Regions from separate parts of the Homo sapiens genome. Here all the other regions are linked to region 1. Evidence: read pairs that join two places in POLR2A ChIA-PET (ENCODE). Cell type or tissue: CD4-positive, alpha-beta T cell. All regions are shown on one strand. Links, peaks and the distances in the headings refer to the core of each region. The heading gives the core; the rest is flanking DNA. Region 1 overlaps COL15A1 (collagen type XV alpha 1 chain). Region 2 overlaps TGFBR1 (transforming growth factor beta receptor 1). Region 3 overlaps TGFBR1 (transforming growth factor beta receptor 1). Region 4 overlaps TGFBR1 (transforming growth factor beta receptor 1). Region 5 overlaps TGFBR1 (transforming growth factor beta receptor 1).

Region 1 (6,565 bases), core at 1,374-5,373:
TAACGAATGTGCCAGAGATGTTCTTTGGCAGAATGGAGAAGACTGAATTATCCAAGTAAATCTGACCAGCACAAGGACCTGTTGTAACATTGTTTATGCTCTTGGGCTTTTGTTGTTTTGTTTTTTCTTTTTTTTCTAGAGATGGGGTATTGCTTTTTCACCCAGGCTGGAGTGCAGTGGCACAGTCATGGTTCACTGGAGCCTCGACTTCCCAGGCTCAAGTGATCCTTAGCTTCTCAAGTAGCTGGGACTACAGATATGCACCACCACACCCAGTTAATTTTTACATTTTTCTGTAGAGGCAGGATCTCACTATGTTGCCCAGGCTAGTCTTGAACTCCTAGACTCAAGTGATTCTCCTGCTTCAGCCTCTCAAAGTGCTGGGATTACAGGAGTGAGCCACCGCACCCGAGCAGGTTTATGCTTTTTGAAATACTATTATTGGTGGCCAGGCGTGGTGGCTCGTGTCTGTACTCCCAGCACTTTGGGAGGCCAAGGTGGGAGAATCACCTTGGTGGCCCATGAGTTCAAGGCCAGCCTGGGCAATGTAACAAAAACCCTGTCTCTACAAAAAAAAAAAAAAAAAAATTAGCCAGGTGTGGTAGTGTGCATCTGTAGTCCCAGCTACTCTGGAGGCTGAGATGAGAGGATTACCTGAGCTCAGGGAGGTTGAGGCTGCAGTGAGCCGTGATCTCACCACTGTACTCCAGTTTGGGTGACAGAGTGAGACCCCGTCCACCCCTCATCCAGCAAAAAAAAAATATATATATATATATATATATAAAAATATATAAGTAATATGATTGGTTCTTGTTATAACTTAGTCAATTAAGGATTCGAATGGTGGAACTTACATATACATGATTTTGTTTTTTCACGTCTTTTTACTTAATAAGTCATCCAAATAGATAACAAATCCCTTCTACTATTTATGGAATTGCACCAAGCCTACTATCATGAAGGCCTGATCCCCAAGGGATGTCAGACACAGGAGATCGTAGGCAGAGTTTTAAGTATATCTATCCCAAATGGAATGATGACTACACACTGATGATAATACTGACCAGGTTTCTGGATCCGGGAAGCCCTGGCTGTCCTGGAGGGCCAGGGGGACCTGGAAGGGCCACAGCTAAGACAAAACAGAAAAGAGAAGTTACACAAAAACCACACTCTGAAAAATGTCTGAGGTATCAGCTGACTCCCGGAGAGAAGTGTGTTCAACCCCATTCACAGCGCCACAAAGCATCCCAACTTCCACCTGTATCTTGGGTGCTGTGCCCCCAGCGTGTGACTTAGGCCACATTGACTGGTTCAGGGAAGAGCTGGGATTCTTGATTGTTACCCTGGATGAAGCCATGGCTAGTGCTTTTCCGTTTCATAAGTGAATCAATTCCTTTTGTGGTTGTTTTATAAAAGCCAGCTTAAGTTGAATATTTTGTCACTTGCATTCAAAAATGTCCTGACTCATATAACTTATTTCACCCAAGAGACAAGCATGTGACACTGAACAGAGGAAGCAGGCTCAGAAAGAGGAAGAGAAGGCTCTAGGGAGTGGGAGGAGACCAGGGTGGTGCAGTGACAGTAGCCCTGGCCTTGGGGCCAGAGACATGGACTCAAGTCCTTAAGTTTGTCCATTCCTAGCTGTGTGATCTCGAGGAAACAGCAAGCTCTCCAAAGCTGTTTCCTCATCTGCAAAATGTAAAATAGGCATTTCTTCTTCCCTGGGCTGCGGTGAGAACTGAGTGCTTTGAAAATTGTACATGTACAGCATTCATCCGGCCAGGAGCTCTTAGCTTTTGAAGAGTCACAGTGCCCTTAAAAATCAGATCAAGGTTAGTGCCCTCTTTCCCAGAGAAATGCACACATAATTCTATAAAAAAATATTACTGGGATGACAAATCCTGGAGGTATATCCTTGAACTCTCTAGGAGTCTATGATTCCTCAACTGAAAAGCCCTTACTTTAGGCAAACATAAAGTAGTATAATTACAACTATTCCTTTGGCTGTTCTTCTACCTCTCTCATCCTCTGCTCACCCTACCCCCGACAACTCCTCCAAATCTGCCAAGCTCTTGGCAGAATTAAGGGTGTTTTTACAAGCCCCAGTAAAATTATACAGTCCTTCAGGTCGTTGCAAGCAAATGTTCAGTTCCAACATAGGACTTGAACACCCACACACAGGTGGCAAATGTCTAGTGGATAGAGGGCCAGTGGACTCGGATTTGGATCCCAGCCATGCCTCCTAATAGAATTTGTGACCTCAAGTAAGTCTCTTCACCTCTGTGAGCTTCAGTGTCTTCATCCGTGAGATGAATTTTATAATAATATCTGTTTTATCTTCCTCCCAGGGTTGCTGTGAAGACTACATGGGATAATGGCCATGAAAGTGTTTTGTAAACTGAATTGCTATACATTATGTGAGAAGCAATCCTTGCTCAATGCAGCAAGGCATCCCGGCAGCCCTAATGTAGTGTTGCTGTGGACAACAGTTTTTCTCCACCTTGCACTCACCCTGTAATATGCCTCCACCTCCTGTAGTCCTACTCCTCCCTCATGGCTGTGTGGGCACCTGTGGTTCCATACACTCGGCACCTTCTTCCTTTGTAGGACCAGTGTCCTCATCTCCTTCTCTTGGGACCTTCCCTTCACCTCTACAACCATTTGGTTCCAGAAAGAGCTACCATGTTCTCATGTGATCCGACCTCCTGGTCATAGGTGATTTGTCCAAGATTGGGTACCTCACCCAAGTCAGGCCCATCAGGACCCTTCTCTAGGACTTCCCCATCCCAGGACTTTTCAAACTAAAATAGTAAAAGAAGTTCAAGATTTCTAGCTGACAGTGGAAGCTGTAAGTTGTCAGTAACCATATTTCCCGCTGTGCAGAGGATGTGGTTTGTGGTGAGGAAGCGTGAAACTGCATGCAGAGAGAAGCCGAGACAAGAGATGGCCAGAGAATCCTTGCAGGGGTTGAGTCCCTGGCTCTGGCTGTTCCTGAGGTCCAGCTGTTTATCTACCTCTCCCACAAGTTGACTGTTCACTCCCTCCTTCACACCCAGTACATTTCCCCTTTGCTTGAGCTACTTTGAGTTACGTTTCTATCACTTGCAGCCAAAAGATCCAAGGCTAAGTCAAAGCCCCAGCCCCAAAGTCACCTCCTGTGTAAAGCTCTCCTTATGCCAAGGACTCTGTAGGTCTCTTTCCAGGTATGCTTCCACCATACCTGGCTCCTGCCAAGCCAAACAACAAAAAAGTATGCCTTCATGCTATTATTGCTGCTATTATTGTCTCCTCCAATGGACATAGTAGAAATAACACAGGCTTTGGAGCTACACTGCTCTGGGTCTGAATCCTGTTGGTGTCACTTATTAGCTGTGTGACCTTGGAAAGGTTCCTAAATGTCTCTGGGCCTCACTTTCCTTACCTGTACAATGGGGATGTTAATGCTTTTTTTAAAGTGTTGTTGTGAGGTTTCAATAAAATACCATAGCAAAGTGATTAGCAAAATGCCTGGCATCTGATACATGCTCATTACATAGAGATTTTCTTTAATTTTGCCAGTTTTGCATATGAGGAGGTGAGGCTCTAAAGGATGAATAGATTTTTATATACAGAGTTCCAGTCACTGCTGGTCATTAAGACAGGTTCTCACGCCCCTAAGGCATTGACAAAGCAGCCAGGAAGTTTCCACTCACATGTGAAAAGATGCTCAACATCATTAGTCATTAGGGAAATGCAAACCAAAACCACAGTGAGATATCACTTCATACCAAGTAGGATGGCTATAATCAAAAAGATACAATGAGGATACCATAATATGGGAGGAGAAATTGGAACCCCCTCATACACTGCCACTGCTGATGGGAATGAGAAATGTTGTGACTCCTTCGGAAAACAGTCTGGCAGTTCCTCAAAAAGTTAAACATAGAGTTACCATATGACCCAGCAATTTCTCCTACGTATATACTGAAGAGAACGGAAAACATGTTCACATAAAAACTTGTACACGAAAGTTCATAGTAGCATTATTCATAATAGCCAAAAAGTAGAAACAACCCAAATGTCCATGAACAGATTAATGAATAAACAAAATGTATATCCTATACAATGCAATATTATTTGGCCACAGTAAGGAATGAACTCCGTGCTGCAACATGGGTGAACCTTGAAAACACTGTGTTAAGTGAAAGAAGCCAGACTCAAAGGGCCATATATTATATGATTCCATTTATATGAAATGTCCAGAATAGGCAAATCTGGAGACAGAAGTAGATTCATGGTTGCCCAGATCTGGTGGAGGAGAGGGAAAGAGAGAAAAGAGAACAACTGCTAATTGGTATGAAATTTCTTTTTGGTGTGATGAAAATGGTCTAGAATTAGACAGTGGTGATGACTGCATAACTTCATGAATATATTAAAAACTACTGGATTAGACACTTTAGGTGGGTGAATTTTATGATGTGCAAATTGTATCTCAATTAAAAAAAAAAGAAAGAAGGCGGTATCCAGGAAAGCCCTCTGTTAGGCAGTGCAGCTGTGACAAGCCACCCAGATGCTGTGACCTTGAACACAATGGTAGGGACAGCATGAACAAGGGCACTGTTTACGGCACTAACCTGCTCCCAGGATAGCTGGAGGTCCTGGTGGCCCCGGGGGCCCCGGTGGCCCAGGATCACCAGGTCTTCCAAAGCCAGGTGGCCCAGGCAGACCAGGAGCACCTGGGGGTCCTTGGGGCCCAACGACTGTCTCCCCTTTTTGGCCCTGTCAAGGCAAGCACACAATAACAGAGAGAAAGCATCATTCATCACTCGAAGTCCCATCTAGTCCTTTTATGAGAATATTTAAAAGAAATCAATAAACACCAGCTATTGTTATTACTATCCTCAATCTTGGGCACAATTCAAGGTGGGGTAAGGCCTCCAAGATGGCAGCCCAGTCATTATGTTGAATGATTCTACAGAGAACCCCAGAGACTCCTGGAGGCAGAAGGGACCTTGGAGATCATCTAGTCTAGCCTTTGCATTTCACAGATGGAGACACTGAAGCCCAGAGAAGTGAAAGGACTTGCCCAAGATCATGAAGCAAATTAGATGCAGAGCTAGAGGCAGAACTCTGATCTCTGGCTTTGCTGGTTCTACCCTCACAGTGAGCTCTGGGACCAAAGGTCAATGATCTAGTCATATTCTTGTTGGGGGCACAGCTTGACTTTCTCTCCTTTCACCTGGAAAAATCTCTCATCCTAGGAAAACCACACCTATCTAGGAGCTCCTTTGATAAAATTTCAGAAGAATCAAACAGCTCCTCTAAAAATATCTCCTTACCTTCCATTCTGCTTCTGTTATCTGATGCATTCACCATTAATCATTCTTTGTGTGGAGTGAATTTTCCACCAATGTCATGAATAAGGCAGTGTGACTAATGGCCTGGAAGTTACCTACCTTCATGTGGCCTTGACCAGCTACCTTCTCTCCAGGGACCTCAGCCAACCTGCCCATCAATCAACAAGGATGGGGAAAGAGCTGGCTAATCCCCAAGCTCTGCCTCCAGCTTATAGTACAATGACTAGCCCTAACTGCCTAGTCCCATTGGGGGCTTCCGGGAAAGCTGTAAGTCTTTGGGGTAGATGACTTGGAGGGGTCTCTACTCACAGCCGGGCCTGGATTTCCGGGCAGGCCTGGAGGCCCAGACATAAGGAAGCTGCCATTAATGTCTCCTTTTTCTCCTTTTTCACCTTTGAACCCCTTGTCTCCATTCTCCCCCTGGAAGCAGAGAACACAGGAATATTTCAGTAAGAGTGGGATGAACTCAGTCTCTGACATAAACCAAAACCTGAAAAACACAGGCCAAATATTGGTAGAGAAATACTCACCTTCAAGTTGTTCAGAAAGTGTCTCAGGTAAGCTAGATCAAGTGGAGGACCTGAAAAAGAAATGCTTCGTAAAATTCACGATTGTAATTTCAGAAATTTTAAAATAAAAGTCTCTAAGTTGGCAACCACAGTTACATCTTAGTGGATGTGAGCCTGCACTGGGTTGGCTAACAGAGTCTGCTTGGAAGCAGAAACAGGTGCTAGCTACTGTGGGCCCATCAACCCAGACACTGTGGGATCCCAGGTAGGTCCCTGGCCTTCTTTGGACATTGTTTTGCATATAAAAGATGAATGATTGGATTTTCTGGTCTCTCTTGACAATGTTCCCTATTGGACATGCCAGGCCCATGCTTGGTTTTCACTAGAAACCAGTGGAGCCTGTGGTCAGGGTGGAATGTCATTAGTCTTACCCTCTGGCTAGGTCACATTTCTCAGTCGCATTTGTTCTCAGGAGCAAAAAATCAAAGGCAAGATTGAGAACAAGAGCTGGAATACCTGGTGGTCCCTGGGCTCCCTGGTCGCCTTTTTCTCCCTTTGAGCCAGGAAGACCCCAGGATCCTTTCTCTCCTTTAACACCTGCCACCAAACACATACATGTTAAAAAAAAATGGAAAATCACCTTCTTTCTATATAAAACCTTTCTGAGACAGGTTTTCAAACTAAGCTCATTTAGCAAAGTCCACTCAAACAAAGCCCTCC
Region 2 (6,565 bases), core at 258-4,257, 78 kb before region 1:
GTCACCAGAAGATGAAGAGTACTGAATACCAAGCTCAAAATAACCAATGAAGAGCTTTAGGTAAAAGAGGAACCTTTAAAGATTTCTGAGAAAAAGGGCCATGGCTGGAAGCAAGATAATTTTAAAATCTTATTTTAGAAAGATGAATCTCGTAACAGTTTCACTGATGGGAGGAAAAAAGGATGTGAACGCAGAAACACAGAAGTAAATTCTGGCTTTTTGATAAGTCAGTAAAAATCACCACAGAAACTATTTCAAGGAAAGCAATTTACTTGCTGACAACTGGCTACATAGACAACACTAGTATCTTGAAGAACAAGGCTAAGTAACTTACCTTGGTAATGGAGCACTGTTTTTCCACTAATGGAACTTGGCTTTCTCCAAAATATGTATTTTTAAGTATTGCCATACTTACTTCATTTAAAAGGGTTTACTAACTTACCTGCAACATTTAAGTGGCACTATATGTGAGACCATCACTTAATATCCTATCCACCATCCGGTAAGTGTCATTTTAAATTACATTGACACTAACAAAGAAAATGCCAGTGTACATCATGTTCCTCACTCATATCTTATTTATACAATCTATGTACATATAAATTGGTGTCATTTATAATCTATACTCAAAGCTGCTTACTAGATCAAATTAACCCAATGACAGTAAATGAAATTATCTGCTCTCTTTGGTTCCCTGATGTGAAATGCTTATAAATCCAAACGTTAAATCTTTAAAGCGATCAGAAGCTCTTCTTCTTAAGTTTCTCAAACGGGTCCTTTCTTCCTCTTGCTCTACCCTCCCCACCTCCTGTAAAGTAGTTAGCAGTATAACTATAAATAACTGTTTGTGTTTATAAGGAGGCTGCTAGTTAGAAACAGATCTGTCAGAAATCCTTATTTAAATCATAGAGCTCTTTCGCACTATGTATAATCAATTCTAATTATGTTGTTTAGTGTAGATACTAATTTATTACATTTTATGAAAGCCTTGTAGAGGGCCACACCACAGACTTAAAAGTACACTTAAGAGTTAATTTCAGGAGACTAATCTGGAAATTGCAAAGACAAGTAATAAAAAAGAAAAAGGAATCACAAACACAAATTCTGAAAACACCTGACAGGTTCAGGACTTGTGTAAATGGTATGGTCAAGAAAGGCCAACAGGACGAGGAAAGGTTTTGTCTTCCCCTTTATCACTGGATTCTAGATGTCAATTAAAATTAAAAAGCAAATCTTGATCCACTGTATTATCTATATTGGATTACTTCACATGAATAGTTGAGCATTTTTAAAAAGTTAACAATTGGCCAGGCACAGTGACTCACACCTCTAATCCCAGCACTTTAGGAGGCCGACGTGGTTGGATCACTAGAGATCAGGAGTTCAAGATCAGCCTGGCCAACATGGTGAAACCTGGTCTCTAATAAATATACAAAAATTAGCTGGGCATGGTGGTGCACACCTGTAATCCCAGCTACTCAGGAGGCTGAGGCAGGAGAATTGCTTGAACCCGGGAGGTGAAGGCTGCAGAGAGCTGAGATCCCACCACTGCACTCCAGCCTGGGCAACAGAGTGAAACTCCGTCTCCAAAAAAAAAAAAAAAAAAAGTAACAATTTTCTTCTAAAGACAAAACTGAATAGGCCTAATTTAGATCTCTATATTCTCTGCTCTACTCTTCTGTACCTTTAGAACTGTTTGAGAGAAAACTTCAAAAGGGAAACAGGGACTCCACAGCTTTACATGCAGTGAACAGGAAATAAGACCCGAACAACATGCATATATTACAAGAGCTCATAAGCTGCACACGCCATAACAAACACTGGCCTAGAAGACTCACTTACAAAAGCTGGCACATATGCACATGTGCACACTCACACACTTGGCGTACAGCTGCCAGAACCCAGCTCTTCATTGTATTCCCTGAAGTTCCCAAGTTAAAAGCACAGTCTTTAGAGGTAGAGACAGGGCCTTTCCTTAATTATGGTCACGGTACTAAGTAATAAACATATGAATTCAGAATGTGAAATGCTTATACCTTTTCCTCAATTAATGAAAGAACTAAAAACAGAGTATTACAAACACACAGTTTACTTATTCACAGGCACTAGTCTCATGCCTAAGGTGGCATTAAGGATTTATAATGAATAGAAGGGAAACAGATGGCATTTTCTGCTATTATTCACCAGAAGATGGCTTCTGCCTGGATAGGTTTGGAGGGAATTCAGTACACAATGAACTATGACAGGCAAAGGAGGCCTTAAACTAAGTTTTGTACAATGTGGTCAACTGATACTGTATGTTAGATTTTTCCTCCAAGTATGTTTTCAATAAGAGTAACACTTGTCATTTGGACATAACTCTACAATTTACCAAGTGCTTTCATGCAAACATTTTGTCTTGCTTGAACTCACAACAATCCAATGATGTGCACAGAATCCATCACTTTCATTTTAAAGATGAAATAACTCAAGCATGAGACATTGGTTAACTGCCCAAAGCCACAGAGCTAGCAAGCAATGCAGACAAGTTTTTGCAGGGTAAGGCATCAAAGGAGGGAGAGAAGCTTTCAGAGAACAGAGAGCTATGGTCCCTCATGGATCTAGAAATATATATATATATATATATATATATATATATATATATATATATATATATAATGGAAACAGAATTATTCCATTGTTTCTCATGTTTATATCTTAAAAGGTTAATGAAGATATTCTTATCCAGTAATCAACTGCCACCCACCCACCAATTCCTTTAATCAGTTAGGTGGGCTTATTCCACTGTGGCAAGTGGCATGAGTGCTGTGTCTTTCCGGAGTATAAGTTTAGAAACAAGAGAACAGGTTTGAGGGATTAATTCCAAATATCTGTAGCCATCCTGATTTTCTGTGACTCTGGTCCTTGATTATCACAGTTTTGAGCAGGATGACTTCCAGAATGAGCAAAATCTTTTTGAAGATCTGAACTGAGAATAAATGGGAAGTCCCAGGAAAGCTCTAAAATAACCTCTGTCCACCAGGCCTGCCTAAAGACTATCACACCTTCAGTACTAAGACTGCTTCATCTAAGTCCAAACTCTCATTGTCTTCCTTGCACAACTGTTTCAGGAATCCCTAAGCTTGCCTTCTGGGACGTGAGCTCCAGTGCGAGCCTGTGTGTGTCCTAGTAGTCAAGGAGAGAGCTCTCTTATTGAATACATATGGCCAAATTCTATAGAAGAATAATTCAGGTAATAAAATCAGTTTCTTCATTCTTAAATGAATGGATATGCATACATACCAATATATATTCATTTCCTTAAAATAAATAGACATTTGTCATTATATGAGCTTTCTGCAACATTAGATGTGATTTTATGCTTCAGAATTATATTCTTACCCAGTCACAACTTCTGCTTTAACATTCCTTTAATATCACTCAATTATAAAATTAGTGAAAATTTTTTTTTTTTTTTTTTTTTAGATGGAGTCTGTTTCCCAGGCTGGAGTGCAGTGGTGCGATCTCAGCTAACTGCAACCTCCACCCCCCAGGTTCAGGTGATTCTCCTGTCTCGGCCTCCCGAGTAGCTGGGACTACAGGCGCATGCCACTACGCCCGGCTAATTTTTTTGCATTTTTAATAGAGATGGGCTTTCACCAAAATTAGTGAAATTTTCATTATATACGCTTTACAAATTTTCACTTTATTCATGAATTTAGCCCTTATTTGAAGATGACTCATACTTTTCAAAGGATAGTACATCTCATTTAAAAGTCTTAACAAACCACTTGAAGTGTTTTTATCAACAGTATGGGTTCCATATTTTTGATGAGGAAACAGAAGCCCAAAGAGGAAACATGTTCTAACCAAGGTTATACAGCCAATCAATGACAAAGCTTGCCTTGAAACCTAGATCTATTTATTCTTCACCAAGTGTCAAATTCTAAAAACACAGGGGATAGGAGTGTTCCTCTCTTAATATTTTTCCAAACCACATGCAAGAAAAAGTAAAAGATAACCCCCTTTCAGTTTAAACATGAAGCACTGCTATGCCAAAATCCACCTTGGGATGACTCTGACAATTAGCTCATCTACTTCTGATGCCACAAATATCAACAAATAGAACTGAGAAAAGAAAACGTCATTAGGGGCCAAAACTACATTAAATAAGAAGGTGGTTAGACATTTTTCTCAAGTGAGAAAATGACATAAGAGTTCATTAGTTTAATTTTAAAAAACCAGGCCTATACGAAAGACAATTTCATATAATGTTTAAAAAGTAAATAACCTTCACAATTCTGAATACATTTCTGTCATGCCTGTTTTCAAATGTAAACATCAAGCTGCTAAACAATCCTGAATAGAATGGGTTAGCTGCAGATCATGTGAATATCTTTGACCTTCAGCTTCATCTATATGAGAATAATTGTTCTTATCCTTTCTACCTCACAGTGATGAAAAGCAAATTAGATTATACAAGTGAGAACGCTTTGAAATTTATACCACCATGGAGCTGACTTATTGATTCGCTTTAACAGTTAAAGTTAAGTTCCAATCTATTTTAAACCAGCCACAGTCATATATACATCAAGCTTAAAGATTTTTATTAGGTTCAAACCTGCAATATTATTTATACTATCTCACATTCTAGCAAGTTGGCTTATTAGAAAACTAATAAAATAAGTATCGCTTAATTTTAAAAAGATGTCTTAGGAAAAAGGAGAAACAATTATGTTACCTGAGCCAGAACCTGACGTTGTCATATCATAAATTAAGTCTTTCAACGTAGTACCCTCTGAAATAAAAGGGCGATCTAATGAAGGGTCCTCTTCATTTGGCACTCGATGGTGAATGACAGTGCGGTTGTGGCAGATATAGACCATCAACATGAGTGAGATGCAGACGAAGCACACTGGTCCAGCAATGACAGCTGCCAGTTCCACAGGACCAAGGCCAGGTGATGACTTTACTGAAAAAGGGCCTCGAGTGAAATAAACATCAACAACGACAAAAACACTGTAGGTGGCAACCCCCATTTTCCCAATCCTACACAATTCCTGCAGCTGGCCACTGCCACCACTTAGCCAAAGAGCCTCATTACAGCAGTTTACAGGGCTCAAACCCAGAACAAGTGAATCAGTCTTCTCCCACTAGGCCTCCTTTTATGCACACCAGCTCTGTCAGCACCCACTTACTCCTGTATTCTTCAGCCATCATTACAAGGCCAACTGCCGCCAATATCATAGGACCTTCCCCACTTATCACATCAGGTCACTAATACCAATAACCTGTAACAATACCTATTAACATCTCCTTAAAAATCATATTTTTTTTAATGTTTGGCTTGTCTTCTTGTTCCAAGGCCAGTACATGCTCATAGCAAGAAAAACAACAACAAAAAAAACAACAAAATATCAAAACAAGCGAAAAAAAAAACCACATACATCTTCATCACTTCTAAACAACTCACATTTCAGTATATATCTCTCCACCAATTTTTTTTTTTTTTGAGATGGATTTTCACTCTTGTTGCCCAGGCTGGAGTACAGTGGTATGATGTTGGCTCACTGCAACCTCCGCCTCCCGGGTTCAAGCGATTCTCCTGCCTGAGCCTCCCAAGTAGCTGGGATTACAGGCATGTGCCACCACACCTGGCTAATTTTTGTATCTTAATAGAGACGGGGTTTCACCATGTTGCTCAGGCTGGTCTCGAACCCCTAACCTCAAGTGATCCACCTACCTTGGCTTCCCAAAGTGCTGGGATTACAGGCATGAGCCATGCCCGGCCAATAGGTCCACCAATTTTTTAAAGGCAGAACATATCTTTTACTTTTTTTTTTTAACAGAGTTTGCATATATATACTTTTTATACTATCTTAACCTCCTGGACTTTTAAGTCCAGATCATTTTCTTGTAACTTCTATTAATAATTAAGATTTTCTGGTTGTTTCAGAAAATTACAATTATTTTGACATTCATCCTGAGTCTTACTGGTTTACTGCTTACCACCATTTCTTTCATATCACATCTTTCCCATTCTTAAGATCTTCAGTAGATTAATCTCTTATCATACAGAATCCTATTTCTAGTAATTTCTTTCAGGAAGAGTCCATGCACCCTTGTACACTGAACTTAGTTGTGGCAAGAAGGCTGTTGCCTTTGTATATGAAAAATCTTGGCCTATTTCAAGAATTTTAGGTGATCGTAAAAATGTTCCATTTGCCCTTTGATATTTAAGCAGAAAATCTGAACCTGTTTTTTTTTTTCACCTTTTACAGGTAACCAATGTTTATGTGTGTTAAATGCTTATATAATTCTTTTATTCTTGAAATTGATACTTTTTATTATATGTGTTTGGATTAATATTTTTTCATTAATTTTGCCTGGTATTCTGTCTTCTTTATGATTTCATGCCTTTTTCTGGAATTCTGATAATAAGCATATTGGATCATCTAAATCTGTTCCCTATATCTCTTAATATGCTCACCAACTGTCTTTTCTCTGAATTGTAACACAGTTTCTTAAAACTTGTCCCAAACTTGACTATAAAATTATGGCATCCAGTCTGTTGTTCGCTCTCAAT
Region 3 (6,565 bases), core at 1,005-5,004, 55 kb before region 1:
GGCTCAAGTTTATACATGCATCGAAATAAGAGGGAAGAAAACAAAAGGACAATGCACCATGGAAAGAAGGAAAGCAAAATAATGGAAAGGGAGAAAAAAGGAGCATCTCTTCCTAGGAAAGTAATCTACAATGCTGTGTTAATCTGCCAACGCTTTGGTGGGACTGGCAATCAGAAATTGTCTTTCCTCACTGACAAACATGACCAGACTCTGGCCCCTGATTTGTAATTTTTTTCCCAAATGTAAAATGAGACAAAATAACTAAAACTACTTTAACTTGTTTATTTTGATAAAATAATTATATATAATTATTGTTGAAGGAAATCTACAATACACAATCTTGGGTGTTTTTATTTAAATCTATCACACATTGAATAACAAAATTAAAATGTCAGTTTTTCAACTGGAGAAAGTACTCAAATCAACAACCACGTGCTGAACAAAGAGACCCAATTAGAGCACATTATAGTTTGATTTGGAAATGAATACATCAAGCAAAAAATAAAAAACCCATACATATATCGTGTGCTTGCATACAAATGAAAGGGCAGTTGCTGCTTTTCTATCTCTGTATGTCTTTTCAAGTTTAACTCTATCCTCCATGTTCAGTGCTCCCAAATATCTATATTAGTCCTAGTTTCTCGCAGAAAAAGCCATTCGTTTTTGCCTTTTCCCTGGGGACCTATTTGTAATTCAATGCATATTTAAGAATCTTATAATGTAGAAATGTAACAGGATGCCTGAAGAAGGTGTCCTAGAACTATAAATATACACTATTATGTAATCAGTGAGGTTTACACCTAGGAAATCTAGATGGAATGGTTTTCCTGAAGCAAATGAACAAAAATAAGGAGGTTCAGTCTTGGTGGTGAGAACAAGGAAACACTGGAACAGACCTGAAGTAGTACAGCAACTGCAGAAAAAAGGAAAAGTGAATCCTTACAAATCATGAGTGATAAACCCGAATTGTTCACTTTATTTTTCAATGGCCCATGTACAAAGACTTCTATAAAAGCTTCTGCTCAAGAACAGAGAGAAGCTTGTTTTTCCCAATGAAATCAGAATGCTTCTAACCACAGAATGCCCTCATGCTAATGTACGTGCCTATCTTTTCCATGAATACTGGGATTACTGTGAGACCAGTACAGTAGGGCCACACTCTCAGATAAGTGTGGTCTCTCCTAAAGTAATCATTCCGAACGTCCATTACTCAGAAATGAAGCAGTTCTTCAAACAAGAAACCCAAGCAAAGACACTCTGGATCTTACTGACTTGCACCTGTTTGAAGGTAAATGTCTGGCTCTGCCTTTGGTAGCAGTACTCTGATGAAGTGTATCAAATGGAGACACACCAAAAGATAAGGGCATGAGAAAAATGTCTTTGTAAGCCAGACTAAATAGTTTCATGTTGCTCTCTATTCATTATCCTCCAGCTTTTAGCAAAGCTTGATTTAAATGTCCTAGCCTTACATCAGCTGTTCCATTGGCATTAGGGAAAGACTAATGTGTTCATACTTGGATCAGAGACTTAAACTGGAGAAGAAAGATGGAGGCAGCAGCACTAAATTGAACCCTCAATACGTGTTAAAGGGGAAGCCTCAGAACAAGAATCAGATTATTGCCAGATCCAGCAATAACCCCTTACCACTTGGAGATTCTCCCTGTATGACAATCTTGGCATTTGGGGCTCCACTTTATTAAGGAAGGTGGCAGTCTCCTCATGAATTCTCGATAGGCAATGAGATCTATGCAAATTATCAGTCTTCCTTACTTGCCTTGGTTACCAGAAAACTCAGAGCTAAGTATTGTGTTCAACTTCTAAAGCTTTCCTCAGCTAAACTTACGGATAATTGTTCTCTTTTTCTTTCCCTTTTTGACTTACTGATTCTTATCTTTTGTGGTCAGTAGATTTGGTCTTACTGAATTTGCTATTATTTCAAGCTTCCAAAATCCTTTTTTGGAAAATGACCAAAATAAAAGCCAATCAATGGATAAACTAACTTTTCTCGTATAATACAGGAGCAACAAGATACTGCTCATCTTGAAGCCATGAATCCTAGGGATATTTAGACTATATTTGGCTAAAACCAGTAAGCAAGGAAGCTTGGATTATGCCCAAAAGTACAGAATTTTAGAGGAGAAACAGAGCTTAGAGATAAACAAGTCCGACCTCCTACCTAATGTAAGAAATTCCTTCTACAATTTCTCAGACAGAAGGTTATCTAGCCTCTGCCTGAATAGTTCCAGGGTGACAGGGAACATACTACCTTACAATGTTCCATTTTGACAGCTATGGTAGAGAGTCATTCCTTACATTGAGCTGAATTCTGCCTTTCAGTCTACCAATTAATTCTAGTTCTTCATTACACAGACATGTATTTCTTCTTTCAGAAGACATTCTTTCACTTATTTAAATATATAATAATTCCCCTTTATTGAACACCTACTGGTGTCAGGCTATGTACTAAGTGTAAATACTACTGTACACTATCTTCACAACGATCAGGTAAATTAGGAACTATCCTCTTTTGAAAAGTGAGTCACAGATACACTGATTAGACTCTAATTACAGCCAGATATGTTGGTGCTTATATACTACTCCTATAAACAAATATTTCATTAAATTTCTGACAACCAAGTCACATGAATTTAATCTGCCTTCAAAACTGAAAGAAAAACTTAAGTTAGATCAATCCAAATAGAAAAAGAGAGATGGTCTAGGGATACAACTGCACCAGTGTTTGGTTCATTGAGAAAAACAACAGGAAAAGCATTTAAAAGGATAGCCATCAGGGAGCTCCAGGAGATAGTAAAGCTGACACCTGTAACATCAGCAACCATGACCTGAGGCCTAGGCCGCAAGCAGGAAACTTCCTCTCTTTTATCTCAGCCAAGAACCACACTCCCAAAAGATCAAACGCATTACTGCAGAGAAAGCAGCACTGTCTGAAGGTTAATTTCAATACAACCAGAAGATCACAAGTAATTCTGAATATATACATCTTTACTAAGAGAGGTGGGGGAAAAATAGCATGAACCTGCAAAACAGGAAAGAACCATATCCCAGCAAACGGACCAGGACTCCAGATACAAGCTAGGACTTCAGGGTCTAAATAAAAACTCCATTTAAGGTAGCGTTTTAGGACACTAGAATCCTCCTACCCCCAAAAGAGAAAGACAGAGAGAGAGAGAGAGAATATGAGGTGAATGCTAGATGCTAGTAGCCATTTCTTTGCTTAAGGTGCTCTCCCATTTCCAACTAGGTTCCATTTTTTTTTAATCTTTGCTGACTACTGAGCAATTTTATTTGGCTACCTTCACCTCAAACTCAACATGCTTAAACCAGAATTCGTCTCCCCTTAATCCTCGTGCCAAATTACTCATTAAGTTAAAGGCATTATCCAGCCTAAAAAAGCTTGGAGTCATTCTTTTTTCTTTCATGGAGTCACTCTGAATTTCTGTACTCCACCTCTTTACAGCTAAGACCTACTGCCACTCAACAAATATTTACTGAGTGCCTAGGATGCACCAGGCACTTTCCATACACTTGAGATACATTAGTGAACAAAACGAAGACATCCACTTTCACAAAGCATAGAATGATAGGAAGGAGACAATAAACAGTAAATAAGTACATATGATAAGTAAATAAATACAGTATGTTAGAAGGTATTGTTACAGAGAAGGAAAGCACTGTAGGATGATGACAATATTTTAAAAGGTGGCAGGATAAGCCTCACTGAGAAAAAGGTGTCATCTGAGCAAAGACTTGCAGGAGGTGAGGGAGGAAGCCATGCAGGTATGTGAGGGAAGAGCACACAAGCAAGGGAACAGCCACACACAGGCCCTACTACTAATTCCTCTGATTTCTTTGTTTCAAATGTCATACAGTCACCATTTCACCCCGTTCTCAATGCCATCAAACCAACTGGGTAGCCACCCTGATCCATTCCCTCTGCGGCACAATTAGACATTCTTTTTCCACATTAAAACCACTCTCCTGATTTTCAAGGCCCATAATTCTCTGAGCCCACCCTTTACACCATGAACTTCCATTTCTCCTCTTAGAAATCCTGAAACTTAGAATGCTCTTTCTCCACACATGCCATCCTCTCCAGCCAAGAAGTGCCTCCTTTCCACCACACATCCACTCAAAGCCCTATCCTCCTGCAAGGCAGAGAGATCAAGTCCTACCTCCTCTGTAAAGCAGTCCCTGTGGTTGCTAGTACTGAGTCTGTAGTCATATTTCCTCAGCATCAATTTTTTCAAAAGCAAGACTGCCTCTTACTTTTCCTATATTTCTCATCATGTTGATCACTACTAAATATTTGCTAAGAATAGATGAGCTATTTCCTCTGTAAACTGAAGCTCTTTCCTCTGTAAACTGAAGCTGTTTGTCAATTTAAACACTTTTATTAGCTTTCATAAACTGCTGAAATAGAATGATTAAAGAATGGTTTGTTGCTGTTTTTTTGTTTGTTTGTTTTTGTTGAGATGGAGTTTCACTCTGTCGCCCGGGCTGGAGTGCAGTGGCGCAATCTCGGCTCACTGCAAACTCCACCTCCTGAGTTCAAGTGATTCTCCTGCCTCAGCCTCCCAAGCAGCTGGGATTACAGGTGCCTGCCACTACGTCCAGCTAATTTTTTGTTATTTTTAGTAGAGACAGGGTTTCATCATGTTGGCCAGGCTGGTCTCGAACTCCTGACCTCGTGATTCGCCCACTTCGGCCTCCCAAAGTGCTGGGATTACAGGTGTGAGCTACTGTGCCCAGCCCAAGAATGGTTTTTTATACTCAAAAAAAAAAAAAAAAAAAAAAAAAAAAAAGCATGGGTGCAGGATATGCCAAATGTTAATAATGGCTGGTGATGGTTTTTTTCCTTTCTCTAATACAAATTTTCAGTCCTGTGCTTATGTAACTTTTAGAAGAAAAGAATTTGCTATGAATATATGTATAAATCAATACAAATAGTAAGTGATCAACTATCACTGGACTCGTCAGGAAGATTCAAATTACCTAAAAATATAATGTTAAAGAAAGACTGTTAGTATCTGAATGGCCTGCAGTTGCAAAGAAATAGTAAAACTGTAATCAAGGCAATCTGAAGCAAATTCTCATGGTTTGCAAAAAAGGGAAAGGAAACTTTCCTGCTGAAGTGGCTCTAACAATGTATTTACTCTATATGAAAGGAGCATGGACGTACGTGACCCCATCATAAGTAGAGGAGCATTTGTATAGGAAAAGAGTACATACCCTGGAGTGCTTAACTGAAGGCTCCACCTTTCATTAACAGCATAACTTCAGTTTCCTGGTCTATAAAATGGAAACAAAGAGGGTCTTCTTTCATAGATATGAACTAGGTTCCAATCTGAGCAAAATTGTGTCAATTCTGCCTGCCCAGGCAGATGGGGTTTATGGTAATACAAAATCATTTGAGTCTCAGTGGCTGAACTACTGTTAGTCTACATCTGTGCCATTCAAAGCAGTGTCTTTCTTTTATATATATATTTACGATTAGACGATGAAAAAATACTAACACCTTTGGATAATGTTTAGAGTTGAAAAGAATCTTGGGGTAGAGCCGATGTTATCAAAACCTACAGTTATCTTCTGAGCACTGGTCACCTGTATCTGGGAACAAATGGGCTTAAGAGTTTGGAAATTAAGCAGCAAATAAGTAAGAAGTTTTGGTACTCTATACAACTACCATTCAAGGTTGGTTATGAGAACTAAATGATGCCGTATTAGCCATGGTCAAAGAAAAAAAAAGAGAGAAGAGAGAATTAAACGAGACAAGACAGATAGAATATGTAGCATATTCTTGCAACCCTTCAAGAAATTTCAAAGCAACCTGTGTGTATACTTTGCAAGTCAATTTTTTTTAAGTTAGATTAGAAATTGTTCTTTGAGGGAGCAGCTTTATAAAAGACTTGATCTGATCTATAAAATTGGACCATAAAACCAACTGAACTTAGTCCACTAGTATTTAAGAAAGTGATGTCTGAGATGAATAATTACAAGTCTACCAACCAATTTTCTTCATGATGAAGAAGGGTAGCCATAAGAAACTTACCTGGAAAGCAAACAAAACACATAAAATTGGATCTAATTCAGAGTGGTAAACAATTTTAATGTTTATGGAGACTGCCTGGATTTGACATTGAGAAAATTCAGCTAAGAATGGCATTAAATGTAATCCTAAGTATTGGAGTTAGGCTGGGTCAAAACTGACCATAAATTCTGAGAAGACTCCAAAACTTTTCCTCAAGCTAGTTCTATGGGACAAAGCATTAAAAAATCCCTGAGAAATATGCCAGCATCTGCCCTCAATTCCAAAAGCAGGAAGCAAAGATGTGACCCAATCACATGATATCAAACCACAGTCCATCTGTTCAGAGAACTCTGTGTTACGTAAGCCATGACCAAGGAAGAACTGCAAAAGGCAAGAGGTGTGTCGACATTTGCAAGGGGCTCTGTGGTTTGAAGAGACACGTTCTCACATCAGAAGGGCCATCCATAGGATAATGGCATTTTCAAAATTCCATTTATTACACATGAACATATTTGG
Region 4 (6,565 bases), core at 1,699-5,698, 62 kb before region 1:
AATCCCCTGTTTAGGACCTTTCTACTACACTGTCCAACTTTGTTTCCATGCCCCAGTCTTTAACAGTGGGCATAGCTTTCTTAATCTTGAGATGCACATTTCTCTAAGCTTTACATTTCTAAAATCTGAATACAATTTACAATCAAAGTAAAAAGAAAACTCCAGCCTCCAGACTGAAAGGTTAAGACATGATGGGTTGTTGTAACCTATGTATGTGCAAACTTGGCTATACATAGAAAAGATTACAAGTTGAGTATCCCTCATGCAAAATGCTCAGGACCAGAAGTGTTTTGGATTTGGGATTTTTTTCAGATTTTGGAATATTTGCATATACATAATGAGACATCTTGGGAATGGGACCCAAGTCTAAGTATAAAATTCATTCATGTTTCATATATGCTTTATATATATAGTCTGAAGGTAATTTAATATAATATTTGAAATAATTTTGAGCATGAAACAAAGGTCATGTTAAGTACTTATGTGCAGAATTTTCCACTTGTGGCATCATGTTGGTGTGCTCAAAAGGTTTTGAATTTCAGATTGGGATGTTTGACTTGTATTCACTTCACCATCACTGTAATTATTTGTCTTGATAGCTCCCTTGCAACTATAACTTAGGTTAAACAAGGATTTCAGTGTGATTCAGCACTAAAAGGAAAAGCTACTGTGTACACAGAAAATTATATCAGAACCATGCCAGGAAATACAATTACTAGCAGTGAAATTTCCAAATATTGCAGAATAAATCAGAATTTTCAAAGTTTGCAGATGTTAGCATGGTGACAGTTAGTACCAAAGGAAGTGACATGAGGAAAAAGAGACAACAGGACCCTTGGGGTTATTATTCATGGTATTATAGTATCGGGGTAACAACTCTCGGGGTAACATATCCCAAGTTGAGATCTTGGCTCTTGGTCCCAATATAAAGGATTTCCTTGGTTGCCTCATTTCAGTACGTCTCGAGGTCACATATGGAAGCACTATTAATTCTATCTAATGCCAGGGCTACCCAGGGTTAATTCACAAGCCCATATGTCTTGCTAGAAAAGCTGAGAGGTAAACAGTTGTGTATAGTATTAATATATGGAACAGATATTTCTATCACCCTTGTTAAAGAAATAAAAATTAGCACCGAAACCTTGTCTTCCCAGGCTTAGTGTGTCATCATCTACACAACCTACCCGTAGTCTTTTTATGCATACGCTTGAATACTCTTTCCTTTTTCAACCCTTGTTACTGGCCCTCTCCAGCCTTCTATCACCCATCTTCCTCCAGTTCAGAGCTCAACTGAAATCTCTCTTTGAAATTCACTAGCAATGCCCTTCTGGTCAAATTCAATATTCTTTTCAAAACGTTTCAGGATATGAGACAGAGTACCACCCTTTCTTTATTAGTTTTTATATGACACTAAACTTCCCAAACTTACTTTGCACTTGGCCCTTTGGTACATCTCAGATGTACATCTCCAAGCCTCTTGGCCTTTTACCTGTGCTCCAAGCTTGTATTTTAACTACATCCAGGAAACACTCTGCTTGGCTTACTTATCTATGCAAAGTCAAGCAGAGTGTTGTAATCCAGTTTTTTCATCACTCTGACTTTGCTGGTGATGACCCTTATTTTCCTCACCCTACCCACTACAGCACAACTATACTTTTCTTCGCAGTGAGAGTATTTCCAAATATTACAAACATGTACCAACAGGCAAGTAAAAGACCTAACATGCACAATGTCCTTTATGCAGTTTGCTTCACTACAGCTGAAAGCAGATCACATCACTGCTGGCAAAGGTGAAGGCAAAAGTTGGAAGTTATTTAAAAAAAACTTTCAGGGACTAATGTCAGCCCCTTTTATCATCCAACCTATTCTTCTACCCCAGTTCTTCTGAGTAATCTGCCTTACCCCTTTTCTCCATTCTCAACACATGCCCCCTTCTCAAGGAGACGTGTCCTCTTTTCTCCCTCATCCAGCTTTGGAGTAAAGCATACTATATAGATTCTCCTTTTCTTTTTATTAAATATGTTGCTTATCTCTGTATACATGGCTAAAACCCTGACCTCCAATTCCCTCCAGCCTACTATCCTAGGTTTTGTTCCTCAAAATACTCAGTTCTTCTCAATTCAACCCTCCTGGGGCTACCTTGCAGCAGTAATATCAAAGTAAGCTTGTCAAAATAGAGAACACCATATAATGTACATAAAATTTTCCTCTAGTCCAGATAATATTTCACCCCTGAATTTAGGGCATCAGAATAAACGCCTGATTTTTTTCCAGATAAATTCCATTTACTTCTGCCACTTTTAAAGAATTTAAGATGCATTGTTTATCATTTAACCCACATCACATCTTAAAAGAACAGGGCACTCCCAAATTCACAAGCTCTTGTTTTTCCACATTATCTTCATTTTCCAGTCTCCTAGTTTCTATGGAATTAGCCAATATAATGTTAACTGATATCAGAGAAAACACACTAAGAATAGGCTGCCCAAATGGCAAGATGGGATTTAACAGGGTAACTAATACAAAGGCTTTCACTTAGATTCGAAATAAATCACACAAGTACAGCATAAAGATCTGGTTAGCAGATCTGAGGAGTTTAACAACACATTTTAGAAGAGTCAGAGCCTTTAAAAAGTATCTTTTAATCCATCAATTCTACTACTTACAGTTGTCTGAGGAAACAATAGGTGAGAGCAAAAATCTAAACTTGCAGATGTTCATTACAGTATTTTATGATTGAAAACAACCTATGTGAATGACAATACAATGACAGAATGAATCCTTATACAATCATAAATGAAAGACTATATAGCCATTAAAACTGGTATTTTAGAAGCATGTTTAAGGACAAGGGAATGGTCCTACTACTAAAGGGCAGGAAGTAAAGCTGTATAGTGTGATTACAATTACAGTCCTGTCAAGTGACCTTGTTTTTGTTCCACTTCAATGAGTTGAGGGGATATTTTAATATACAGAGCAGATGTGCACACTTTGCCTTACCCCAGGCCCTGAAAAGAAATGGAGAAACTTCTATGTCTAAAGGTGAGTGCTAAAACAATAACCAAATTTCTTATTTCCTCTCAATCTAAGTATGCTTTTACACAGTTTCTTATTAGATTTTAATTTGACTAGTGGGTAGGTATTATAAGGATATGGTAGTTAAGTTGATGGAACTCAGAGACAGAAAAACTTAAGTTAAAATCCTATCTTTGCCAGTCAGGCACTGAGTAATCCTGAGGAAGTCACTTAACTTATTTGAACCTAAATTTCTTCAACTTACTTCCTAAATTTATAACATACTAACAAACAGTACCAATCTCAGAAGGTTTGAGGGTTAATGAAATAACATACATAGAATACTTAGCACAGTGCCCAGCACATAATAAAATGTTCAAAAATTAGTTTATGCACTTTTTCAACAAGTATTTCTTTGGAGCTCCTATTACGTGCCAGTCTCTGGTCTAGATGCTAGACAGAGAATCAGAGCTAATGTTGAGACAGCTCTGGTAGGCAATACTGACACAGAACACAATATAAACCATATGCATATACAACAGTGAATGTTCATGGTACCTATCAGCTCTTTCTCCTTCATAAATATTCATACAGTTTTTCAACAATATGACTGAACAGACCTGGCTCAAGAACTTCACTACAGTAGCAGTAGGCACACACAGAAAGTATATTTTCAGTTCCAACCCAAATTAACAGTGTAGGGACACACCCAGTGTGTATATGTAATATCCCTAATAAATAAGTTAATATCTAATTAGCCATAAAATGTTCATGCTGGAAGGAATATGAACAGAAATATCAGATCCCAGCTCCTTTAGAGATGAAGAAACAGAAATGTCCTAACAGTTACATCAACATAATCTAGATTTATTCCAAAAGTACACAAAGAAAAAAAGGATTACTTGATAATCTACAGTGATTTCCACCCCTACTCCCCACAACCCCTCACGTAGGACAAAACCGAAAATTTCAACCTTTCCCTTTGGAAAGCACGAGTGGCTGTAGGAGAGACTGGCTTGGTTGCACAGATAATAAGGTGTAATAATGAACGTAAATGAAAGTGGCTGATCATCCTGGGCTAGGGGAATGACATACAAAACAGAACTGTGGTAGAGAAGGAACTGTGGTAAGAGAAGGAAGTGGTAACCACTCCCAGCTGCCATTGACTCGGGGCAGAGGAGAGCAATACCTGGGCCAGCAAACAGCGAAAGATCTGTTGGAGCCACAGTTGAAGAAATGAACTGATGGTCCTGGGCAGTTAGTAATTTTAGAAGCAGAAAGCAAGGCCTGAACACCTTTTCTCAGAACACAACAGTGAATGTAACCTGTGTAGGAAGAAAGAAAAAACCTTTAGGAGGATAGAGATAATTAGGATTGAGATTCCTGCCCTCAGATTCACAATGCAGAGAACACACCACTGATAAATGATGATGCAAAGTGCACAGATCAGAGGACAGAAAAGGGAGATTTCTCTGAAATATGACACCTAAACTAAGACTTAAGGAAAGCTAGTGAAGAAAGGAAAGTCATTTTAGGTAGAGGATATACAAAAACATTGTACAAAAGATGCCAAAATAAAAGTTTGAGCCAGGTGTGGTGGCACGCACCTGTAGTCCCAGCTATTTGGGAGGCTGGGGCACAAGGATCACTTGAGCCCCAGGAGTTTGAGGCTGCAGTGAGCCATGATCAGGCCACAGCACTCCATCCTGGGCAACAGAGTGAGATCCTGTCTCAAAAAAAAAAAAAAAAAAAAGAAAGAAAACAGTAAGGGAGTTTGGCAGTTTAGGTGATGTAAACAAAAACAAAAAAACTGATAAAATTCAACAGCTATTCATGATTTTTAAAAATCTTAGTAAACTGATAAAATTCAACAGCTATTCATGATATTTAAAAATTTCAGTAAATTGCAGAATTTAAAAAAAATTCTGAAATAATCAGATTAAATAAAAGGCATAAAAGTAGGCATTACATTTAATGTTGCATGACTGTCATTTTCCCTTGAAATCACAAATAAGAAAGAGATATCCATCACTACTTCTCAACATTGTATTAGAAGTCTGAGTGTAGTAAGTCAGAAATAAACAAAAGGAAGATAGACTGGAAAGACACAGAACTATCATTACTTGCAGAGGACAACTATGTACATGGAAAATCCAAAAGTGACCTACAGATCAACTATTAGAATCAATTAGTCAATCTAGCAAGGTCACTAATATAAGGTTACTCACTATACCAAAAAAAATTAAATTAAAAAATCATTCTTAAACCAGTAATAAATAGAAAACGTTTTTTAAAAATCTAAAAACTAGGAATAAACCTAACAAAAGACAGGTAAAGACCTCTGCAGAGAAAGCTTAAAAAATATTACTTATTGATAGAAATTACAAAGGAGATAAAATAAAATTTTAAAATGTATTTATAAATGGAGAAAAGTGACAAGTTCCTAACTGGAAGATTCAATACTGTAAAGAGGTCAATATTCCATAAAGTGATCTGTAGATTCAATAAAATCAAATCAGAATCCCCACAGGGTTTTTTTATTCAGTGGGAACTGACAAGTTGATTCTGAAATTTATATGGAAAAACAACATCGCAAGAATAACCAAAGCAATCTTTGAAAGACTTAACACTACTCGATATCAAGACTCCTAACATCATAATAATTAAGACAGTATGGTAATGGCACAAGGACAAATGGGCAAACAGAACAGAGATTACAGAGAAACAGACCCTCACATATACAACCTCTTGATTTATGATGAAGGTGATTGTACACTGGGGGAAAAAAGGTTTTACCAATAAATGGTTCTGAGTCAACCAGATATCCGTATTTTAAAAATAATAAAAATCTCATACCATAATAAATAACCAACTCCAGATACATCTCAATGTGAGAGGTAAAACCAATCTTTTAAATGAAAACACAGGAAAACATTTTTAAAACATTTGGGTCAGAAAAAGTAAGCAAACAGGATTCTAACTTAAAGCAAAAAATTGAAGGCCGGGCACGGTGGCTCACGCTGTAATCCCAATACTTTGGGAGGCCGAGGCAGGCAGATCACCTGAGGTCAGGAATTCGACACCAGCCTGGCCAACACGGTGAAACCCCATCTCTACTAAAAATACAAAAAAAAAAAAAAAAATAGCCAGGCGTGGTGGCAGATGCCTGTAATCCCAGCTACACGGGAGGCTGAGACAGGAGAATCACTTGAACCCAGGAGGCAGAGGTTGCAGTGAGCCAAGATCGCGCCACTGCATTCCAGCCTGGGTGACAACAGTGAGACTCCGTCTCATCTGAAACATTCATCTCCCTTGTCAAACAAAATACCAAAGCAAAGCAGTTAAATTGTGGTTGCAGTCTCCTAGAAGAACACAGCTGAATTGAACCAAGCAAGGACAGAAAAGCCCACCAAAAGGAAGGAGCTTTTGTATTATTTCTATATTTGCATTTTTATAATATTTTTAATCATTAAATTTTGGACTCCCTTGGAGCCTAAAGATATAAGCATCTAGTGTTGACTGAACTCCTTTCAGGGAAACATTTGCCCTT
Region 5 (4,331 bases), core at 1-4,000, 83 kb before region 1:
GGACAGAGCAAGTTTTATCATTCCTTCCACAGTAACTGTGTATCTGTTTAAGTAATCAAAAAGGGATCCATGCTCATGATAATCTGACACCAACCAGAGCTGAGTCCAAGTACCATTGTCTGTAAAACAGAATTAACATTTCGGTTGGGCTGCAGACCATTTATGATTTATTTGTTCAATGGTTATTACTTTTTACTCTCAATCCTGAGTCACACACTGCAATATAATGCCACCTTAAGTCTGTATTTCCTTCACATTTTCTTCTACATTGTTTGTTTTATACTTTTATGTACACATCCTTTAGTTCCTCAGAGTAAGCCCCTCTTCTTGAGATAAGGCAAGTATAATTAATCCCATTTAAGAGACAAAGATGGTGACTTTTTTGAGTCTTCACAGATAATTGGTATCAGAGCTGGCACTCTTAAGTGCCTAGAAAAATCTCTGGGTCGGGTTGGGTGCTCAGTGGCTGTTCCTGGAAGGAGAGAAGGTTAAAAAAAAGGAAGGAACAGAGAGGGAAGCAAGGAGGTGAGAAGTCTCCGGAGACCAGTGTGGCCACAGTGGGAATGGAAGAGTATGGGACAAAACTGAAAGTGAGTTTCAACAAGAAATGACAAGCTTTAGTGACAGATTGTGTACACAGTTCACAAAGACGCAAGACAAGATGATTATGATTCCAAGGTTGCTAGCTTAGAAAAACAGAAATAGTGATACCTCTAACACATGGGGAAGCTGAAATAGGAACTGAAATGTCAGGAGCAAAACTGGAAAAGCTGGGACTAAACTCAAACAACGAGGAACGTGGGTTCCAAAATTTCCTCTGTAAGCCAAAACACGAGTTTAAAACATGTTTTCTCATAGGAATAATGGTAAAGACACTAGCTAGGCTCCTAAGCTAGACTGGTCCACGACAATCTAATTTAACCTAGAAGTAGCTGGAAAACCACATGCTTAATTAAGCCATGAAGAAAAAAAGCATTACAACATTAGGAGACAGCACAATCCAGTAAAAGATGGACGCTTAGAGTCATTCTAACCTGGTTGGAATCCACGGCCTGCCTGTTACTGACAAGGAGCCTGTTTCTCCTTTTATACAAGAATAAAGTCTTACTTTGTAAGACTGTTAAGATTTAAAAAACGGAATGCTAGATTCTTTAGGTAAGAAGTACATAAACTGTGCTCTTTCTTTCCCTGCTGGTTGTAAACCAAAAGAAAAAATCCATATTGACATGAAACAGCTTCTATTTTGAAGGTATTTGGTTGAAGAAGAAAACCAACTCTGATTAGAAGAGATTAAGAAAGGAATAGAAACTTTTCAGAAGATTCTGGAGGAGATTTCTGGGTACATTTAAAAGGACTTAGTATTAATTTGTTCTTCATGAACTTTATAAACTGATTCTGACCAAACTCGCACCCTTGCTTTTCCTTGATATAGGCACATCACTAGCTTATTTGCATGCCTCTTAACCATTACTGAATTTTGAAAAGCTCACAAATACAAGAAACAAAGTGGAAGACAGGCAGATGGAAGAAAGGGAAACCACAGGTTATGGACAAGATAGAAGGAAGGTTATATGTAAGGGGCCATAAATATAAAGGGCTGCCGGGGGTGGAATTAACTAAATCAGGAGAAGATAAAGGAACTGAGGTGGAGGGGCTAGGCTCAGAGAAAGTACATTAACCCCTGACAAAGAAGAAAGAAGGGGAGTAGGGAAGAGCCAGTAGGGTCAGCTAGTTCCCATGGTGACCACCAGATGACAGCATCAGCCTGGTTAGAAGTTCAGGGCACAGACTCACCAACATTTTGTGCTGCTGTGTTTGTAACTTGGAATGTGACAAAATCCAGACCCTGGGTGAGGTTTAAGCTTTCAAATGGAGATTTGAGAGTTGCCAACATGGTAGAGTTTGAAACCATGAATGTGGCTATGTTCTTAAGGAAGAAATTACCACTTATAAAATCAGTACCTTCATATGAACCAGTGAGAAGAGTAAGAGTTGAGAAAACAAAGACAACTATGAAGAAGTAAGAAGGAACAAGGAAAGTCTAGGGTCATCAAACACAGTAAATAAAGAAAAGGTTGTTTTAAGAGTTGGGGGAGGAAATAAATGGTGATAAAGGCAGAAACGAAAATGAGAACTAAGGATTTGGTCAGACTGATTACTATTTTTTGTTTTGTTTTGTTTTGTTGTTGTTTTTTTTTTGAGACAGAGTCTCCCTGTGTCGCCCAGGCTGGAGTGCAGTGGTGCGATCTCAGCTCTGACTGCAACCTCCACCTCCCAGGTTCAAGCAATTCTCTGCCTTAGCTTCCCAAGTAGCTGGGATTATAGGCACCTGCCATCATGCCTGGCTAATTTTTTTGTATTTTTAGTAGAGATGGGGTTTCATCATCTTGGCCAGCCAGGCTGGTCTTGAACTCTTGACCTCGTGATCCACCCACCTTGGCTTCCCAAAGTGCTGGGATTACAGGCGTGAGCCACTGTGCCCGGCCTGTTTTGTTTTTAACTTAAGAGGTATTACATTGTCAGGTGCCACTGATAATCGCTACCTACATTCATCATATACCTCACTGCCCCGTCTTAATCAAACACTATACACCTCCACATATGATGCAATAGGATGTATATAATATCCTTAGTATGTATTTTGAGAAAACCAATAAAACTCCAATTAGGTTTAGCTTCTAAATCTAACTACCAGTTTTCAGAAAAGATAGAAGAACAAGTTAAGAGACACTATGGAAATGCAATCAGCAAAATCCAGAATGTGATAGGCCCTTCAGGATAAACAATCCAATTTCTTCAACAAATAAGCTGCGAGAGGAGAAAAAAGATGAAGGGGGGACCTAAATTTTAAGACACATAAGAGAAATATCAACTAAATATAACTTGTGGACTTAGAATCATAATTTGAATAAATAATTTTTTTAATAGGAGACAATTATAGAATTGAACCTAACTGGATATTTGATAACATTTAAAAAACTGACAATGGTAGTGTGGTTGTTTCATAAAAACATTTCCTCATCATTTGAAGATACAAATTACATTTTATAAGTGTTTACAGATGAAAACATATTGTCTGGGACCAGCTTCAAATAACACAGTTAGGGCAGAGTAGGTGGGATCAGACATCAATTATGATTGGCAGTGACCTGACAACTGTTGAAGCTGGACGATGAGGGATCACTGTAACTACTCTGCTTTTCTACATATTGGAAATTTTCTACAAATAAAAGTCAATAACAAAAAAAAGCAGTACATGCTTGTAAATAAATTTGAAAACCCAGAGAAGCTAAAAGAAAAATAATAAAAATCACCCATAATTACCAACTGAGGTTAAACACTGTTAATATTTGAATAAATAAATATTGCTGAAGTAAATGGAAGGTGGGAGAAGGAAAAAGATGACTACAGGTCTGGCCAAGCTAAGAGATAATGACAGCATTTTTTTTTTTTTTTAAATAGGAAAGCTGGGAAATACATTTGATTCAGGGGTAGGGATGACAAGAGTGGAGCTGAAACACAAGTCTCTGACAGAGGCAGTAAAAATAGGAATCGTGGGGGCTGGGCACAGTGGCTCATGCCTGTAATCCCAGCACTTTGGGAGGGTGAGGTGGGTGGATCACGAGGTCAAGAGATGGAGGCCAACCTGGCCAACATGGTGAAACCCCATCTCTACTAAAAATACAAACATTAGCTGGGCATGGTGGTGCACGCCTGTAGTCCCAGCTACTCGAGAAGCTGAGGCAGGAGAACCACTTGAACCCAGGAGGCAGAAGCTGCAGTGAGCCGAGATTGCACCACTGTACTCCAGCCTGGCTACAGAGCGAGATTCCATCTCAAAAAAAAAAAAAGTAGGAATCATGGGCATAAAGGTATTAACGGAAGCTAAGAAAGTGGCAGCAGCACAGTCTAAGGTCACTGCTTGCAGTCCCCACTCATTCTGACTCCCTGCTGACAGGCTTCCTTCCTTCTTCAGCATCTGACCTGACACTGGGCCTCAGGCACCAGCATGATAGGCAGAAAAGTGTCCGTACAGTTACCAGGGTGGTTGAAGAAACAATTTATCTCTTTGAGTTTGCCAGAAGATTCATCTATTTAGCCCTTGGCAACTCAGAACACTGACAAGTTATTTTTACTCTCCCCATTAATAAGGTCAATAGTCCATATTGAAACATCCTACTGGTCAGGAAGAGATTAAAAGGAAACAGCTATCTGAGCCCTATTCTCAAAATTTTGAGCAAGTTTATATATCTTTTCTATATCATGAGTACTCTCAATAACTAACTGCCCTAAACTAAACCAACAAAGTACATGGCTTTTTAAAATAGCTC

The links. ChIA-PET counts read pairs that join two places held together with the same protein. Peaks named below come from ENCODE experiments on the same cell type or tissue, not always from the same donor. Only the 100,000 strongest peaks of a DNase experiment are listed, where the experiment ranks them.
Region 2: POLR2A ChIA-PET joins it to region 1 with 27 read pairs; 11 of 35 experiments call an interaction of 5 or more read pairs at or near these places.
Region 3: POLR2A ChIA-PET joins it to region 1 with 22 read pairs; 16 of 35 experiments call an interaction of 5 or more read pairs at or near these places.
Region 4: POLR2A ChIA-PET joins it to region 1 with 13 read pairs; 16 of 35 experiments call an interaction of 5 or more read pairs at or near these places.
Region 5: POLR2A ChIA-PET joins it to region 1 with 10 read pairs; 10 of 35 experiments call an interaction of 5 or more read pairs at or near these places.

What each region holds. Positions count from the first base shown.
Region 1 is chr9:99,054,453-99,061,017 of GRCh38, reverse strand. It overlaps COL15A1 (collagen type XV alpha 1 chain), which reads right to left. Exons shown (of 42, transcript NM_001855.5): 32 at 6,362-6,442; 33 at 5,867-5,916; 34 at 5,646-5,756; 35 at 4,614-4,758; 36 at 1,065-1,129. Among named protein-coding and RNA genes, the nearest start is that of TGFBR1, 47 kb to the left of the region's middle. In CD4-positive, alpha-beta T cell, for the core only: no CTCF peak of the experiment used is centred there; DNase peaks (open chromatin) are centred at 1,537, 2,887 and 3,687; H3K4me3 peaks cover 1,839 bases; H3K27ac peaks cover 672 bases.
Region 2 is chr9:99,130,895-99,137,459 of GRCh38, reverse strand. TGFBR1 (transforming growth factor beta receptor 1) reads right to left here. Exons shown (of 9, transcript NM_004612.4): 3 at 4,721-4,951. Among named protein-coding and RNA genes, the nearest start is that of TGFBR1, 29 kb to the right of the region's middle. RefSeq lists an enhancer at 57-186. In CD4-positive, alpha-beta T cell, for the core only: no CTCF peak of the experiment used is centred there; DNase peaks (open chromatin) are centred at 1,759 and 2,489; H3K27ac peaks cover 802 bases.
Region 3 is chr9:99,109,554-99,116,118 of GRCh38, reverse strand. The region is part of intron 1 of TGFBR1 (transforming growth factor beta receptor 1); the gene reads right to left. Among named protein-coding and RNA genes, the nearest start is that of TGFBR1, 7.7 kb to the right of the region's middle. In CD4-positive, alpha-beta T cell, for the core only: no CTCF peak of the experiment used is centred there; a DNase peak (open chromatin) is centred at 2,878; H3K4me3 peaks cover 523 bases.
Region 4 is chr9:99,116,847-99,123,411 of GRCh38, reverse strand. All of the region lies in intron 1 of TGFBR1 (transforming growth factor beta receptor 1), which reads right to left. Among named protein-coding and RNA genes, the nearest start is that of TGFBR1, 15 kb to the right of the region's middle. In CD4-positive, alpha-beta T cell, for the core only: no CTCF peak of the experiment used is centred there; a DNase peak (open chromatin) is centred at 4,141; H3K4me3 peaks cover 736 bases.
Region 5 is chr9:99,138,324-99,142,654 of GRCh38, reverse strand. TGFBR1 (transforming growth factor beta receptor 1) reads right to left here. Exons shown (of 9, transcript NM_004612.4): 5 at 1-119. Among named protein-coding and RNA genes, the nearest start is that of TGFBR1, 35 kb to the right of the region's middle. In CD4-positive, alpha-beta T cell, for the core only: CTCF peaks have their summits at 1,549 and 1,749 (motif pointing right); a DNase peak (open chromatin) is centred at 1,764.